2 separate regions of the Mus musculus genome follow, and region 1 is linked to region 2. A link is a contact called in ENCODE Hi-C data. All regions are on one chromosome and are shown on one strand. Each heading gives the region's core, a stretch centred on a gene start or an enhancer-like site at or near the end of the contact. The rest is flanking DNA. Distances are from core to core; before and after follow the strand shown.

Region 1 (4,631 bases), core at 1,454-3,953, 5.8 Mb after region 2:
CAGAGCAGTGGATGGGTTTGAGTGACCCCTGGAGCTCAGACTTTGAATTATGGAGATGGGGGGCTGAGAGGTGAAGACGGACTAGAGGGGAACAAGGTGACTTCTCACCCCAGCACATTTAACTTTTAAATCCAAATACATGGCTCGTGTTACCAGACCATGGCACTAGAAAGGAGGAGGGGAACTAACTAAGCCAGCCTAACTCGATGAGCTTTGGGACAGTCAGTTGTCTTTGTTGAGGGGAGGGGTCAGAAACCCCATGAAATGGTTTTCAAGCAGAGAAAGAAACGTTTAAAAATAAACAAGGGGGGGATCTTGGAATTTTTCTGTCAAATATTAATTACCGTAATTAATTAAGACAGAGTTTGATTCCAATCGCAAGTCATTTAATAAAGCATATATGTCCTGTTTTAATGACGGCATAAACTATTTGTAGCAACCGGTCCATTTATTCCAATAAATATGGAATTCTCATTAGCATGTCAAGGAAGCGAAATGAAAAACAAATACAGGAGATCCATTTGTCAGTCTGCTCTCTCAGCCCCAGGACAACCTCAGCTCAGCAGAAAGGAAAACACAACGAGTAGAGAGGCAGAAACTTTCTCACCTGTTTGGTCATTGAATCTATGAGGCGGACATACAGATCTTGCTCTGTTCTGACGCCTGTGAGGGGAAAAAAGCAGACAAACTCTCAACAAGCTTTTAGCCTGAACCTCAGGAGGGACGCCCGGGCCTGGGCGAGCCAGTGCCTGGGACCACTTTAAGGCAATCCCTACAATATTGGGAGGGAAACAGAAAACCCCAGTCGCTTCTCACTGTTTTCTTTTCTTAATTAAAAGTCTTGGGACTCTTGCGGTTCCCATATGAAGGTGTAAGAAGTCTGCCTAGCAGTGAGCAGGCCAAGAGTGCAGCTCTGGGCCCATATGGTCATTTATTTTTCAAAAAGAGAGTGCACCTATAGAAACAGAGTCCAAACTCCTTTCTACTCTCGAAGGTCCTTTCCTTTCTAAACCGTGCACAGGCAGTAAGTTATGCTCGGCTTATGCAGCTACCCTCATCCCAATAATTAACATTAATTTGCAAAACTGAAAAAAGTCCCTTAAAAGTGCTGTTCTGCAGGCGCCCTTATCGATCCTCCTTTTACTTTCTACTTCAAGCCCCACCGGTTAATCATGTGAAGTGCCATCGACTTATCGATCGTTTATGTTTTGTTTTCCTTCTATGCCATGAGAAGATTTCGTGTTTACACCCATGTCATTTTAATCTCAAAATCTTTATGTCCTGAAACCATCGAGGGAAGGGAGAGCCAGCGCTCAGGGCGAAAGGGCAGTCAGCAAGCAGTGGTACTCACCATTGCTGTACAGTAGCTGCAGCTTGTAGTGAATGCCGTTGTTGGTTTTCTCGTTGTTCGGCTCCTGAAAGCAACGATAAATAATTGCATTTAGCGTGGCCGCGTCTGGCGCGGTCACCGCGCTCGGTCCCCCTCCAGGACCGAGGCCCCTCGGCCTCACACGCTGCAGGCAGGATTCCTGGCTCGCAGCTACGCGGTGATGTCACTTTTCCTGCCGCAAGCCCAGCGTTCCCCCTCGCCCCCAGTGAGTCCGAGGGCACAGAGAAGTTGTTCGGCCCTTGGCGGGGCCTGTGCGACCGCACGTGGCGGCGGGGTCGCCCGGCGGAGCGCTCCCGCCACCGAGGGGGGCACTCGGACCCCATGCGCGGGCACCAACTGCCCCCTACTCCTGGAGAGGGAGGGTGCGATCGCCGGTGTACACTTACTTTCTCTTTCTCCACAAAGTCCACAAAAGCGGTCCTTTCGATCTCCACCGGCTGCCCCTGCCTGTCGTAGAGCGCCAGCACGAAGTGGAAGAAATTGGATTTCCGGAGGTTGGAAGGAGGCTGCTTCTCGAAGTGCGCCCGCGCCAGCCCCACGCCGCTGCAGGAGGAAAGGGACAGCGGCCCGGTGAGCAGCGCGGCGCTGGCCGGAGGAGGGGGCCGGGCCGGGCCGGGGCCAAGGCGCGCGGGGGCGGCCGGTACGTACCTCTGGGCGGCCGTGTTGGCGTCCACCACGCCTGCCGTGTGCATCCACGAGCGCACCGGGTTCATGCCGCTGCCCAGCGGCTCCTCCTTCATGGTCGTCCCCCCGCGCGGAATATTCTCCTGAATCCCAAACATGAACACTGCTGGCGGCGGCCGCGACTCCCGGCCGAAAGCGCGTCCGCGGTCGGCGGCGCTCGGGGCTCGGCGGCAGGAGGCTGCCCTGGCCGCCCTGGCCCTGCTCGGCGCCTGCGGTGCGGCCCGCCGCCGGCTTCAGCCCGTCCCGGGCAGGCGCCGCATACACCGGCGGCCGGGCGCTGCGGACGGCCGGGGACGCGGGCGGGCTGCACCGGTGGCGACGCGACGCTTCGGAGGAGCAGGGCGCGGTGGACGCGGTGGCCGCGGCGGCGCTTGTTGTTGTTGTTGTTTGCAGGCGCGCTCAACGTGGTGTCATCCTAGCCAGGCGGCGTCCGCGGCTGCAGGACACTGCGGGATCGCCCGCTTCTGGCGCGGCCCGCCTGCTCCAAAGACAAATAAACGGGGCAGTGAGTGCCGCGGCGCAGTCCCGGGCGCAGGCGGGGCGCGGCGGGGCCTGGAGCGGCGCGCGCAGCGGACGGAGGCGCACAAAACTCAGCCCTCTCTCCCCGAGGAATGGACCCTTTCCCGGGAGCCAAAACTCGAAGCCCCCGGGAGCGGCGCTGTCAGAGGGTGACGTCGGGGGGCGGCGCCTGCGCCATATATGGGAGCGGCCGCCCCTCGCCGCGCCCCTCGCCGCCGCCGCCGCCGCGCTCGCCGACTGACTGCCTGACGGCGCCGCGAGCCGGCCCGAGCCCCGCGAGCCCAGCGAGCCCCGCCGCCTCCGAGCGCCACCGAGCGCCACCACCGCCCCCGGCCACGCGCCACGGCTCCACAAGCCCAGCCGCGGCCGAGGAAGTTACCACCCGCTCAAATAAATCTCGCAAAGAAGCGAGCGCAGCCAGTGCATAAGTGCTGCTTGGCCCGTTATACCTGCCCACAAGACCTGCCACACAGTCAAAACACCGTGGGTCGGAGGAGGAGCGCCCCAAGTCGCCCACACGCATGCAATAAATACCAGGGCAGCACTGGCTCTGGGGTGTCCCAAAGAGAACAGCAGGAAGAGGCTGGAAAGGCGCGCGGGAGGAGATTCCAGGAGAGGGAGGGACAACAAGGGGCTGGGAGAAGAGGGTACCTAATGCCCCTTCTAGGGATCCACACTCCCTGCCGCCACCAGGGCAAGAGGCGCAGCTCAGTCTGATTTCTAGGCAGACCTAAGGCTGCTGAAGGGCCAGTGTGCCCACATCTGAGCCCCGCTGGGTGTCCCATGCTTTCTACCCCGGCAAAGCCTGCTGAATACAGGGCCGGGGTCCACGTCGGAGACAGGTTCCTCCAGATGCCCCCTCTCCCTCCGGTGGCCACAGGAGTTTCGGGTCCCTGGCCTGTTCTTGGGTGCGGCAGTGACAAAGAAGGCTGGGCCCTCTCTGGGCCGACGGAAAGAGCGCTCAGCCTCTCCGGCGACCCGGAGCTGGTGTCCAGCCTGTTACATGGTCCGTGCGGTGGCCAGATCTCCCCACCTCCAACCGCCTGAAAAGCAGAGCAGACACTGCGGGCGCCAGGGACCCTGCCCTCTGCGCCTCCCAGCCTGGGTGAGCGCGCGCCCTGCGGCTTCCCGACCTGGTTTCGAGGAACCGGGAGGGCAGCTGGGAGCCGGCAGCGCGTGGGCTCGGAGGCCCAGCTCGGGAGGCCCGGATTCGGTTCCCAGGCGCTCGGCCCACCCAAAGGAGATCTGTGCGACGCGCGACAGAGGCCCAAGGGACGACCTGGAGATGTCCCAGGCTCTTTCCTGCCACGAGAAATAAGGCCCTTCTGGTTTTAAAAGAAGAAGAAAAAGAAAAGGTTTCTGGGCGCAAGTGTCGCAGGGCAGCCTCTTCCCGCCGGGCCTGGGGTAGCTCTTCCTTTTTTTGTGAATTGGTGGTGTGTGTGCGTTAATATTTTAATTAATCGGGAAAATCGAAGTCCGATTTACGTTATCTGGGGACCCCCCACACGCTACTTGGAAGGGGTGAGAGAAAAGATGTGCTGGAAAGCAATCTATTTTGCTGGTGTTGGGGGTTAATGACTATTGCCAAAGATAAGTGAATTATCAAAGCTGTTGCGCCAGTCCCATCTCAAAATCCATTACGGGGCCGGCCGTCTAATTAAATACGTAAGTATAATAAAATCATATTTTATGACTATTTGAGGGTAATGAGATTAGTCTTTAGAAGCGATCGCCACATATTAAAAATGCCACTGTCTATAGAATGTTAATAACCTTAAATCAAAGTGTATGGAAACTCCTCACGATAAATTAAAAGAAAATTTCTGTATTCCTAATAAGCCCAGCATTTTCCACTTACATCAGACCCCCCATGCAAGAGGTAACACTTTGCTCCTGGAAAGACAACACAGAATAAAGTTGGCCATGGGTGGAGGGTGAGGTTGAGAGATGCTTTGTCTCTGTGTGTTCCAAAGCTTGGGAGCTCACACTGGGTGAGCGACAGGGCCAGCGTCAATGACAGAATATGCTAAATGCCTTT
Region 2 (4,567 bases), core at 1,533-4,032:
ACTTGCTAGTTCAATGTGTATGGGTGAACAAGTGTTTAGATGAGAGTGCATGTGTCCTTTAATAGCTAGCTGGTCGGGGCTTGAAGCAAGCATCCCTCTGTGGACAACACCCTCTGAGCAGAGGAACAGAATAGGCAAAAGGCTGCCTTCAAAGTCCCAAATCAGCCCGGGAGTGAAGTTTGGTCACGAGGTCTCATAGGTTACTGGTCTTAGACTTGCATCTTCAGTAAAGTGCCCTGTTGGTCTTTGCTCTGAGACCTACCACATTAGTCACCTCTCATAGTCCCTGCCTTAAACCCTTTTAAGTGTTTGACCCCATTTTGAGCCCTGGAATCTCTGGGGGTTCTTTAACTCTTAAGGCTGTTGTTCTCCAAGTTTGTCGCTTTTGCCGGCTTCTCTTCCCATTCTCTCCTAAGAGCACAGTAGCGGCAGGGAAACAACCCTGACCGCAAGCTTGTTTCCATTACTTGGCTAAATTCTTATTTTTCAGCACCTCAGTTTCCACTTCTGTACAATGGCGGTAAAGATCTGAGTCACGTTTGCTGTGGTTAAAATGAGCTGTCCCCAACACGTTCACAGCCCCAGATCCTTTCTAGCTCAGAACGACTTAACTCTTTCTCCTCCACTATGATTTTCCTACAATCTCTGTAGCTGGCTCTGATCCTCAAATTGGCCAGACAGTCCTCTTGTGGTATTGATTTGGCTCTAGCTTCGACGACACGGCCCAGATAACTGTGCTTTTGAAAAGCCAAGGGTTAGTTCATGAGTTTGAACATTTCTTTCTGGAATCTCCTCCTCTACCTCCGCGGGAGCGCGCTGGACCTGCTGTGATGAGGCTTCGGAGCTTGTGCCAGGGCCGCGCAGAGCAGGACGCACAAATTGTATTTCAGCGCCGGGTCCTTCCGGGTTAATGAGCTGACACCATGATTAAAGCTGACCATTTGTAATGTGTCTCGACCCCGCCGCAGAGCCCTGAAGAGGTTAATGCGGTGACGGAGGCCGGCACCTGCCCCTCGCCAGCCTCCCGGGCCTGGGCGCGCAGCCTCCTGGCCCTCCGCTCCCTCCCCTGCCCCGTCCCGGCTGCGCCACCGACCCCTAATCAATTAGCCCATTAACGAGCCCTTTGAGGAGTTAAGTAGGGAGAGTTCTGCCACGGGCAGGGCCGCAGTCGGTAACTCAGTGAGGCTAATGATATTATAAGCGCTTTACTCAATAACCCGGGAGCGGTGCAGGCGAGGAACTGCACCGTCACGGTGCAGGCTGGACATTTGTGGGGACCGACTCTACAGTCTCTCTTCACTCTTGGATCTTCTGGCATGTGTCTAAGGAAGGGAACAGGGTTTCTGGGACCTTAAGGGTGCAGCCAGGTTTGGCTGGAAGCTTTGGGTCTCGTTCCTTTCCATAAAGCTTGTGTAGATAACTGTCGCCTCAAATCCCTTTGCTTGCTTTGTTGAGATGACTCTAGATCAGGTAACAGGTGCTCTAGGGATTAAACAAGCAAGAGTCAGGGCTTAGGGAGAGGCCACAAGAAGGAAGGAGAGAGTCAGGTTTTATAAAGCTGTACCTTGACCTCTGAAAGGAAAGCAACACTTCAAATAATTTTAGGATGGGGAAAACGAGGCGTGGAAAGTGTACATATCTTGCCCAAAGACACCCTACCTATATTTAACAGGATCCTGTCCAATTCTAAAAAGTCCCCATACCTACCTACTTCGTTTCCTTCCAGAAGCAGCGTAGCCATTTTGAGACCGCCAGTATTTACCAGCAAAATAAAGTAAATGAGTTTAGCTGCAGTGTGGGAAGGCGAGCTGTGTGGTATTCGGTCAAGGATTAGGAAATAACTATTCTGCACTCTGAGAGTTTATAGGTTTCTAGCTGACACATCATCACAACCAGAGAATGGGGGCAGGCGACACTAAGAAGTTTGCCAGGGGGCAGGGATGCTTCTACTGGGACCAGACTTGTTCAAGTTCACACAGTGCAAATGGCGTTTGCTGGAATGTGAGCCGGAACCTCGGGACATTTGGGGGCTACTCTGTTTCCAAAATCCTCTGCCCCCTTTAGTCAGCGGGGTCTTCAGGTCCAGAGCTGTAGAATTTCTTTGCTCCTGTGTCTCCCAGCGGAGAGCCACATACTGTCAATCCCCAACGCAGCGGGAGAAGACTCGTAGAGCGCTGTTAGTTCCCAAGAGGCTAGAAGGGGTTGAGGACTGGGGAGGGTGGCAGCAGCCTATGGTGTGCATCTTGGATGTGAGAGAGCCCCACCAGCTCGACCCCGGGCGCTGTTCTCGTTTCTGGAGAGGCAAGGCAAAGACCAGGAACACAGGCTGCAATCTAAGCTGCCTTCAGCCCCAGATGTTACGGGCTGGACAGAGCTGATGCGAGTGCGCGTCTAGGCTTGCTCCCGGAGCTTCCCGGTGCTGCGTGCTCGGCCCCAGCTTTTTAAAAAATTCCGGGGCCGCTCCGCGGCGCTGCGATTGGCCGCGGCCGGGTAACCTCTATGCAAATGAGGCCGCGCAGCCTCCGCGTCGCTGGAGACCGGTGGAGTTGTCAAACGAGGAAGGGACATTGGCACCGGGGCTGGGCGGGCTCACCCAGAGCCGGGCCGGCAGGGACCCGCGCACAGCGGTCCGGTGCCTGCGCGTCCTGGAGCAGAAGGGACGCCTCGCCAGCCTCGTAGCCCCCTCCCCTTGCTTTCCCTCCCGCCCCTCCCCCCGCCCGCCTGCCCGCACCACCTTCCACCCAGCCCCGCTCTAAAGGGAGTTCTTGGTTTCCTCCGATTTCTTATGAACCCAGGATGGGCAGCAAGGAAGATGTGGGGAAGGGATGTCCGGCGGCCGGTGGCGTCTCCAGCTTCACCATCCAGTCCATCCTGGGCGGGGGCCCCTCCGAGGCACCGCGGGAGCCCGCCGGGTGGCCAGCCAGGAAACGCAGCCTGTCTGTGTCCTCGGAGGAGGAGGAGCCGGAGGAAGGTTGGAAGGCTCCGGCTTGCTTCTGCCCAGATCCGCACGGCCCCAAGGAGCCAAGCCCTAAGCACCATACCCCCATCCCTTTCCCTTGCCTGGGTAAGGATCGCAGGTCGGGAGTCTGGCCCGAGTGAGCGTGAGCCGATGCGGTGTGTGATTGTCGGAGACGCGGAGCAGGGCATCCCCGGGTCACAGCCGGGCCGCTAGTGGTCCAGGCTAAGGGGAGGGGACTACGCACCCATGGTGCATTCTCGAAAAGGCCGGAAGGGCCGGCGCTGGGGAGAAGTAGAGGAATATTGGGGCGGTAAGGGGAAGACTGGGTAAGGGGAAGGAGGGTGAACCAGAGTGGGCCAGGAACTCTGCGGGCGGTACACAATGCTGGCCAAAATGGTTTCGCACGCCGGGTACTTTCTGTCCTGACTTAGTTCTGCAGGTCTGGTTTGGGTGTTCTGTCAGTCCTGCAGGCTCTATGTCTTTTCCCTCCTCTCGGCCTCTTCTCGAAGTGATTAGTACTCTAAAATGATTGACAGTGCTGAGTTTCAGAGAGGTAAAAGCTAACGGAGGACAGCCAAGGAGTTATGAATAAAATTAGCCCGACTCTCAAAGAAAACGGCCTGTAAAATGATGCTACCTTGTAGAGCTCAGTCCTCAAAGGCAAAAATCACCTTTAAAAAATGGTGTTAATGTCCCCATTCCAGACCCGGTACCACGTTTACTTTTATAAGAGTGGAAGGAGACCCTCCAGCTCGGATTATATGGAACCCTCTTCTGCTGCTTTGAAAGGCCGAGGCTCTGGACTTTGGGCGCTAGCAGGACGCAGTAGAAAAGGAAAGGGTTAGCAATAGGGGAATCAAGGATGCAGGCATCAGTCAACCTCCTTGTCCCCGGCAGAGCTGAGAGTCTTTAAGGCTCATCAACTCCATGGTCATTCTGTTTGTGCTCACTCTTCAGGTACCCCCAAGGGCAGCGGAGGCGCAGGGCCTGCGGCCTCGGAGCGCACGCCATTCCTTTCTCCTTCTCACCCGGACTTTAAGGAAGAGAAGGAGAGGCTTTTGCCGGCGGGCTCGCCTTCTCCGGGCCCGGAGCGGCCACGGGACGGCGGTGCGGAGCGCCAAACCGGAGCGGCCAAGAAGAAGACGCGCACCGTCTTCTCCCGCAGCCAAGTGTACCAGCTCGAGTCTACCTTCGACATGAAACGCTACCTGAGCAGCTCGGAGCGCGCTTGCCTCGCCTCCAGCCTGCAGCTCACCGAGACCCAGGTTAAGACTTGGTTCCAGAATCGCCGCAACAAGTGGAAGCGGCAGCTCTCAGCCGAGCTTGAGGCAGCCAACATGGCACACGCGTCGGCGCAGACTCTCGTGGGCATGCCGCTCGTGTTTCGGGACAGTTCGCTGCTGCGAGTGCCGGTGCCGCGCTCTCTGGCCTTCCCGGCTCCGCTTTATTACCCGAGCAGCAATCTCTCGGCCTTACCGCTCTACAACCTGTACAACAAGCTTGACTACTGACATGCTCGCCCGCCGGCTCCCGGGACGCCCCTGGTCGCCTGCAGCTGCCTGCATAGCCCGGCGCGGTCGGGATCCTTCGCAGAGCTCCGGAGCAGAG

The links. A loop is a pair of places that touch in the nucleus more often than their neighbours do.
Region 1: a map of left cerebral cortex shows a loop between it and region 2 (12-fold over the local background). The contact joins the promoter of Ebf3 here to the promoter of Hmx2 in region 2. A Hi-C loop is called at or near these places in 5 of 37 maps with a recorded cell type or tissue (ES-E14 and left cerebral cortex).

Annotation. Positions count from the first base shown.
Region 1 is chr7:137,311,742-137,316,372 of GRCm38, forward strand. Ebf3 (early B cell factor 3) reads right to left here and starts at 2,704. Exons shown (of 16, transcript NM_001113414.1): 1 at 2,039-2,704; 2 at 1,777-1,933; 3 at 1,352-1,415; 4 at 608-663. The coding sequence starts at 2,172.
Region 2 is chr7:131,551,511-131,556,077 of GRCm38, forward strand. Hmx2 (H6 homeobox 2) reads left to right here and starts at 2,783. Exons shown (of 2, transcript NM_145998.4): 1 at 2,783-3,064; 2 at 3,917-4,567. The coding sequence starts at 2,797. The coding sequence ends at 4,470.